Linked DNA regions of Homo sapiens: all the other regions are linked to region 3. The links are chromatin loops, found by intact Hi-C in ENCODE. Cell type or tissue: heart right ventricle. All regions are shown on one strand.

Evidence for each region. Hi-C counts contacts between places; a loop is a spot of excess contacts. Peaks named below come from ENCODE experiments on the same cell type or tissue, not always from the same donor. Only the 100,000 strongest peaks of a DNase experiment are listed, where the experiment ranks them.
Region 1: a loop joins it to region 3, with 2.9 times the contacts of the local background. A loop is called at or near these places in 3 of 110 quality-filtered maps.
Region 2: a loop joins it to region 3, with 1.9 times the contacts of the local background. A loop is called at or near these places in 5 of 110 quality-filtered maps.

The regions. Positions count from the first base shown.
Region 1 is chr17:67,670,154-67,672,653 of GRCh38, reverse strand. All of the region lies in intron 7 of PITPNC1 (phosphatidylinositol transfer protein cytoplasmic 1), which reads right to left. Among named protein-coding and RNA genes, the nearest start is that of NOL11, 47 kb to the left of the region's middle. In heart right ventricle, no CTCF peak of the experiment used is centred here; a DNase peak (open chromatin) is centred at 965; H3K27ac peaks cover 663 bases.
Region 2 is chr17:67,545,378-67,547,877 of GRCh38, reverse strand. The region is part of intron 2 of PITPNC1 (phosphatidylinositol transfer protein cytoplasmic 1); the gene reads right to left. Among named protein-coding and RNA genes, the nearest start is that of MIR548D2, 75 kb to the right of the region's middle. In heart right ventricle, a CTCF peak has its summit at 1,193; a DNase peak (open chromatin) is centred at 1,177; H3K27ac peaks cover 2,014 bases.
Region 3 is chr17:67,601,853-67,604,352 of GRCh38, reverse strand. The region is part of intron 5 of PITPNC1 (phosphatidylinositol transfer protein cytoplasmic 1); the gene reads right to left. Among named protein-coding and RNA genes, the nearest start is that of NOL11, 110 kb to the left of the region's middle. RefSeq lists an enhancer at 963-1,472. In heart right ventricle, a CTCF peak has its summit at 1,151; no DNase peak of the experiment used is centred here; H3K27ac peaks cover 505 bases.

The sequences.
Region 1 (2,500 bases), 68 kb before region 3:
CAATATAAATATGGCCTTTTAAATTATTATTATTATTATTATTATTATTATTTTGGAGACAGAGTCTTGCTCTGTCCCCCAGGCTGTAGTGCAGTGGCGCGACCTAGGCTCACTGCAACCTCTACTTCCTGGGTTCAAGTGATTCTCCTGCCTCGGCCTCTGGAGTAGCTGGGACTACAGTCACCTGTCACCACGCCCAGCTAATTTTTGTATTTTTAGTAGAGATGAGAGTTCACCATGTTGGCCAGGCTGGTCTCGAACTACTCCTGACCTCAAGTGATCTGCCTGCCTCGGCCTCTCAAAGTGCTGGGATTACAGGTGTGAACCACGCCCAGCCTTATTTTTATTTTGTATTATTCTCTTTTTAACTGACAACTCTGCCTTATTAAATATGCTTTGTGAGTGGAAAACACACTATGAAGCCGGGCATGGTGGCTCACGACTGTAAACCCAGTACTTTGGGAGGCCGAGGCAGGCAAATCACTTAAGGTTAGGAGTTCGAGACTGGCCTGGCTAACATGGTGAAACCCCGTCTCTACTAATAATACAAAAGTTAGCCTGGTGTGGTGGCATGCACCTGTGCCTCAGCTACTCAGGAGGCTCAGGCACAAGAATTGCTTGAACCTGGGAGGTGGAGGTTGCAGTGAGCCGAGATCATGTCACTGCACTCCAGCCTGGGCAACAGATTGAGACTCCATCTCAAAAAAACAAAACAAAACAAAATAATACTATGATAGTGGCCCTAGTAAGAGGAAGTCTTTTTACCTTAAAAAGCCACACACAAAAAGGGATGCTGTGGGAAACCAAGGAAGACACTGCCTTAGATAGACACAAAGCTGAGGCTGGAAAACATTTACTTTGGGAGCTGCAATTGCTTTCCTGTGCAATAATCAGGACACAGGAGGAAAACAGGAGATCCTGGAGCTTGATTTCTACGTATCACATTTCATTCTGGCTCCTGGCTGGCTGGCTGGGTTCTGGAGCACGGGAAAGGAGTGGCATGCTTCTCTGTTCAAGAAAACACCCAGGGCTCTCATGTTTGTGCCAGAGTCTGCCATTACCGTGAGCCTGAGTTATGAGGGTTCAAGAGACTGGCAGTCTAGTTCTTGGACCTAAATTCCAGAATTAAACTTTTTATTGTTAACTGGCCCCCAATCTCAATAGACAAATCCATCTAAGTAACAAAAAGCTCAGTGCATTAAGGTTAAATTCCAGTGACTCCAAAATAATTTTGGCAAGCTACTCTTATCAGTTTTTAAGTGGAAAAATAAACAGATAACCAGCCTATCTGGAATGTAGAGACAATTTGGGTAGTATTTATTCTTATGAAAATGAGAGCAGCTACAAAGGGCAATGCTCAACATTGCATTTCCCATTTTTTTCTCCCATGAGGGACAGAGTCATGTTAGAAACCCTGAGAAAATATGACTCTTCACCAAGTGGGATTCTGCTACAAAATGAACATGCCGGCCGGGCACGGTGGGTCATGTCTGTAATCCCAGCACTTTGGGAGGCCGAGGCAGATAGATCAGGAGGTCAAGAGATCGAGACCATCCCTGCCAACATGGTGAAACTCCATCTCTACTAAAAATACAAAAATTAGCTGGGCATGGTGGCGTGCGCACCTCCCAGTAGTCCCAGCTACTCGGGAGGCTGAGGCAGGATAATCACTTGAACCCGGGAGGCAGAGGTTGCAGTGAGCTGAGATTGTGCCACTGTACTCCAGCCTGGCGACAGAGTGAGACTCCGTCTCAAAACAACAGCAGCAGCAACAACAACAAAAAACCAAAATGAACATGTTTAGCCAAAGTAGGTTTACAATTGAAATCTGCATCCCGAGGCTGTTAACAATTATTTGGTAACAGAATTATTCTTATTATTTCCTTTTTTTTTTTTTTTTTTTGAGATGGAGTCTTGCTCTGTCACCCAGGCTGGAGTGCAGCAGCACGATCTTGGCTCACTGCAACCTCTGCCTCCTGGGTTCAAGCAATTCTCCCTGCCTCAGCCTCCTGAGTAGCTGGGATTATAGGCACGTGCCACCACACCCGGCTAATTTTTTTGTATTTTTAGCAGAGACAGGGTTTCACCAGGTTGGCCAGGCTGGTCTCGAACTCCTGACCTCAAGTGATCCACCTGCCTCAGCCTCCCAAAGGGCTGGTATTACAGGCATGAGCCACCACACCTGGCTACTTTAGTAACAGAATTATTAAAGAAGCAGAAATGCTGGGGTATACTGTCTAATGGGACTATTGGGATTTCTTGTTCTACCTCTGGGCATCTTCTGCTTAGGTGCTTACATTTGTAGATCTTTTGGGTGGCAATTAACCTTAGGGGCTGTGCTCACAGATAAGCCCTTTGGCTGTTTCCCAAGTTTCTCTGTCTGGGAGTAGATGAGTCCAATACCAAACTGAGAAGTGTGTTTCCCAAATACGCTTGCCTAATAGACATGGAGGTCACAGAATGAGAGATGGGGCATAAAACATCTATTAGTGGAAGAAAA
Region 2 (2,500 bases), 56 kb after region 3:
ATTCCCCAAGGTTCCCGAAATCACAACTGATTTAATAAGAAGGTTCAGGGGCAGGCATAATCTGAACTGGTCTCAGGTTATGGGTGTTTACCTACTTCATAAAGAGCTTCTGGAGCAGAACCTAAATCATCCCTCCATTAGAAGCTTCTGGTACTTTACGATCCCTATGATCACAAAATTCAAAACTCCCCCTGGTACCTGATCTCACATTGCAATGTATGCTCACTTGGGCTTTGGCTCCAGGAGGTTTTGAACATCATTAGGCCAAACGTGTCTAAATAGAGTCTAATTTCATTTTCTCAACAGGGGTCAGAATTACGGTGGTCTTAACTAGAAATTTTATTTTGTTCTTTTTCTCTTTTGAGACAGGGTCTCGCTCTGTTGCCCAGGCTGGAGTACAGTGGCATGATCGTATCTCACTGCAGCCTTGACTTCCTGGGCTTAAGTGATCCTCCTGCCTTGGCCTCCCTGGTAGTTGCGACTAAAGGCATGCACCACCACACCCAGCTAATTTTTAAATTTTCTGGTAGAGATGGGGTCTCACTATGTTGCCCAGACTGGAATCAAACTCCTGGGCTCAAGCAATCCTCCCATCTCGGCCTCCTGAAATGCTGGGATTACAGGCATGAGCCAGTGCACCTGGCCTTTACCAGAACTTGAACATTCCCAGCAGAAAAGACAGTCCTGGAATTTTCTTCTCAACAGCGTACCTAAAACCTGCCATGTTCTGCACTGAGATTATGCTGAAATGACTGCAGCTCATTTTAAATAGAACTCTGCTACCTTCATATCCTCATTTCTCACAAGATAGTCCAGGAGGAATATACTGACCTTTTGTTTCCTTCTTGTACTAAAACTGGCAATTGACATCTGTTTGATTCATAATCAATTGCCCCCATCCAGTTCTATGTGCAGTGATTTCTGGGGTCTTAAAATATCTTCTCCAGCTGCTCTGATTCATTTAGTTACTCTTCTAAGTGATTGTTCTGGCTGGTCTTTTACTTGTGCTCTTAATGTAATTGTTTATATGGCAGTAGGGAAGTGAGCAGTTTCGGGACCAGAGTTATCAGCTGTGGGAGGCAAGGCTGCCGGGGCCTCCCCGGCAGGGACTGGCCAGAAACCAAGTTCCTTGAACTTGGACTCACGGGCCCCACCCCCGACCTCCCTGCTTAACAAGACAGTTTGTGTCAGGATTCTGGGAAAAGGAGCCTGCCTCCTGCAGGTTCCTGGAAGGCTCAGCTTGGACAGCATCAGGGTTATGTGGACAGTGTGCTGAGAAGCCCCTGGCAAGGCGACACAGGACACACCATCATCCATCAGCAGTGAGGCAGAACCCAGGTGGAAAGCCTCCTGGAAAACCTCTGAGATCCCAACCAGGCCTAAACATTCTGTTTCTATGAGTTCCTACAGGAGCACAGGGAAGAGGGGCCCGGTAGCATGAGAGTCCCTCACAAGTCCTTAAGTACTCAGATGGGGACAGAATAGGATAGCATGGACTGAAAGGTTGGAAGGAAGCACCCCATGTGCTCTATTATTTTCCATAACACTTATCACCTTCTAAATATATATATATATATATATACATATATAGTCTCCCTATATAAATAATATGTAATATACATAAGTATACAGACTATATAAAAGTATATATTCTAGACGATATACTGTTTTGTTTTTGTTTTTGTTTTTGTTTTTGTTTTTGAGATGGAGTCTCACTTTGTCACCCAGGCTGGAGTGCAGTGGCATGACCTCCACCTCCCAGGTTCAAGTGATTCTCCTGCCTCAGCCTCCCGAGTAGCTGGGACTACAGGCGCGGGACACCACTCCCGGTTAATTTTTTGTATTTTTCCTAGAGATGGCGTTTCATCATGTTAGCCAGGATGGTCTTGATCCACCCACCTCGGGCTCCCAAAGTGCTGGGATTATAGGGGTGAGCCACCGCACCTGGCCAATATACTGTTCTTTATTATGGCTATTGTGCACTGTCACTCCCGAGTGGAATGCAAGTCCCACCAGGGCAGGGATGTTTGCTCTGTTCACTATTGCAACCCCAGCACCTAGAACGGTGTGTGATGCCCAGCAGGTGTTTCTGTCTCTCCGTCTGTGTATGTGTGTGTATATATATATGTATAGACTATGTATACAGTCTAATATTCACATAGTCAAGTAACTTGACCAGCTATTACTAGATAAGGAGCCATCTTTCAAACATAGCATGGGCAGCAGCTTATATATTTTGGTAAAAAAATAAAAATAAATGAATAAATGGATAGAGAGACCCATATTTTATGTTATTTATTTTGAGACAGAGTCTTGCTCTGTCACCCAGGCTGGAATGCAGTGATGCAATCTCAGCTCGCTGCAACCTCCACCTCCTGGGTTCAAGCAATTCTCATGCCTCAGCCTCCAGAGTAGCTGGGACTACAGGCATGCCACCACACCTGGTTAATTTTTGTATTTTTAGTAGAGCTAGGGTTTCACCTTGTTGGCCAGGCTGGTC
Region 3 (2,500 bases):
AGCCTACCAGCCTCCCCTTCTAATCCAGGGGAAGCTGACTTGACCCAGAATTGAGGCAACCCAGCTCTGCCTTCCATCCATGTCTGAAGATGTGTAAAAACTAGACACATGGCTGGAAAGCCATTTTCCCTCACTATTCCAGTTGATAAACACCCATTATATGGCATTACATCTGAGAAAATTCCTAGTAATAAAAGTTTTTGAAAAAAATCAGGTAAGGGATGTTATTACCACGATAATTCCTTTCAGAATATTTGCCTCCCTGTAAAACTTGGAAGGAGAAAAATATTCCTTTGACAATGCTTCTTTAAGATGGGAGTGACTTATTTCCCTTTCCTCACTGTGAAAATTTAAACTTTCAACCAGACTTTAGAGCAGCTGACTCCATGTACAGTTTTTTTTTTTTTTTTAAATCTATGAGACAGAGTCTCGTTCTGTTGCCCAGGTTGGAGCAGTGGCACCATCTTGGATCTTGGCTTACTGCAGCCTCTGCCTCCCTGGTTCAAGTGATTCTCCTGCCTCAGCCTCCCAAGCAGCTGGGATTACAAGCATGCACCACCAAGCCCAGCTAATTTTTGTATTTTTAGTAGAGACAGGGTTTCACCTTGTTGGCCAGGCTGGTCTCAAACTCCTGACCTCAAATGATTCGTCCGCCTCAGCCTCCCAAAGTGTTGGGATTACAGGTGTGAGCCACCGCGCCTGGCTCTACCTACAGTCTTATTTCATTTTTAGAGCCAAAGACAGCAGATTAGTTACATGAGAGCACGTGCTCCAAGGCTAAACTAACCTAGAATTGAGTCCTAGATCTGACACTTGCTAGCTGTGAGGCTGTGCAGACCGCTGGCTCTCACTAAGCCTCAGTGTCAGTTGTAAAATGGGGATATTAATATCTGTGAAGATTTCATGAGACTGTGGCTATCTAAAGACAGGTTGGCAAGATGCTGGGCTCATGTAAATATTCCTGCCAATATCCGTCTGACCATCACCATTATTATGAGTCAATATCCACATGGCTGCCATCATGATTACTTCTTACTCTTGAAGATGTTACTTCCTAGCCGGGGCCTGCTAGTCTAATCTATACCCTCTTTGCCTTGCTTTTGATGAGAAAAGGGGCACAGGCGAGCCTGCTTGCTCCAGCTGTACTTTGCAAAAAGGCCATTAGATGGGGCCCTGCCATAATCACTCAAGTCAGCAAGTGGCTCTGACTTTGAAACCTGGGGAAAAGGTGTGAGAAGACAATTGAATCCTGTGAGTACTGCTCAGATTGATCAAATGAACCCACTGGCTCTGGTGTAAGAGGTGACCCAGGGGCCTGGTGTGGTAGCTCATGCTTGTAATCCCAGCACTACGGGAGGGTGAGGCAAGAGGATCACTTGAGCCCAGGAGTTGGAGACCAGCCTGGGAAACATGGCAAAACCCCATCTCTACAAAAAAAAAATATCAAAATTAGCTGGGCATGGTGGTATGCACCTGTAGTTCCAGCTACTTGGGAGACTGAGGTAGGAGGATCACCTGAGTCCAGGAGGTCGAGGTTGCAGTGAACCAAGGTTGTACCACTGCACTCTAACCTGGGCGACAGAGCAAGATCCATCCCCCCAACCACCAAAAAAAAATTCCCAAGGTTAGTGGTCACTTGTAGAATGAGTGGCACTTTTCCAGGGCCCTCCTCCTCCAGGCCCCTGCTTTCTAGCCACACGCCTCATTGGTGATTGATGATGACTGCTGTTATTTACAGACCACCTGACCCCTGGCTTCATGAACTCTCTGGACCATGCCCAGGATTCCACTTTACCCTACTTTATATCCACATCTTTATGATTTCAGTGTCCACATGGGCAGCCCATCAACACTATAGGCCCAGCCTCCTCATTCCTTTTCCTTTCCTTCTCCTCCAACGACCTTCACCTCCATTCCACCTCTAACCACTTCCCTTCAAGCTCCACTGGGGTCTTGAATCTCCTGGAATTATTCCACTTCTGAAATCTGAAAGCTCTAGTTACTTTTGCTCCAACCCCAACCTGTATTCTCTTACTCTCACTCCCAGGACACTTTCTCCTTGACCTCACCAAGCTCTCCAATTCCCAAGAGTCTTCACTGGACTCCAAAGCTCATTTTGACCTTCACTTGCTCAATTTTTCCATACTTTGCTGAACCTACCCTGAAGACAAATCCTGAATCAATTCAACCATTTCCTGTGCTCCTACACGCAGGCTGCAAAGCACAGCTGGGAAAACGCCACAATTATGTAGGCTGATGGTACCACTCATTCAACATTTCCCAAATCACCACACTGCCAAGACTTTCAAGCAATCCTTTGACGCTTCTCATCCATTTCCCATAAAGGTTATCTTTGACCTTTATTACCCTCCTTCAGCCCCCTCTTTCCTGACCCCTTCCTTTACAGGAGATGACCTTTCTTCCCATATTACTGGAAACTAGAGACCTTCTGCGTGTGCTCGTCACTCTCTGCCCCTTCTCCCCCTCCTTGCCTGCCCTG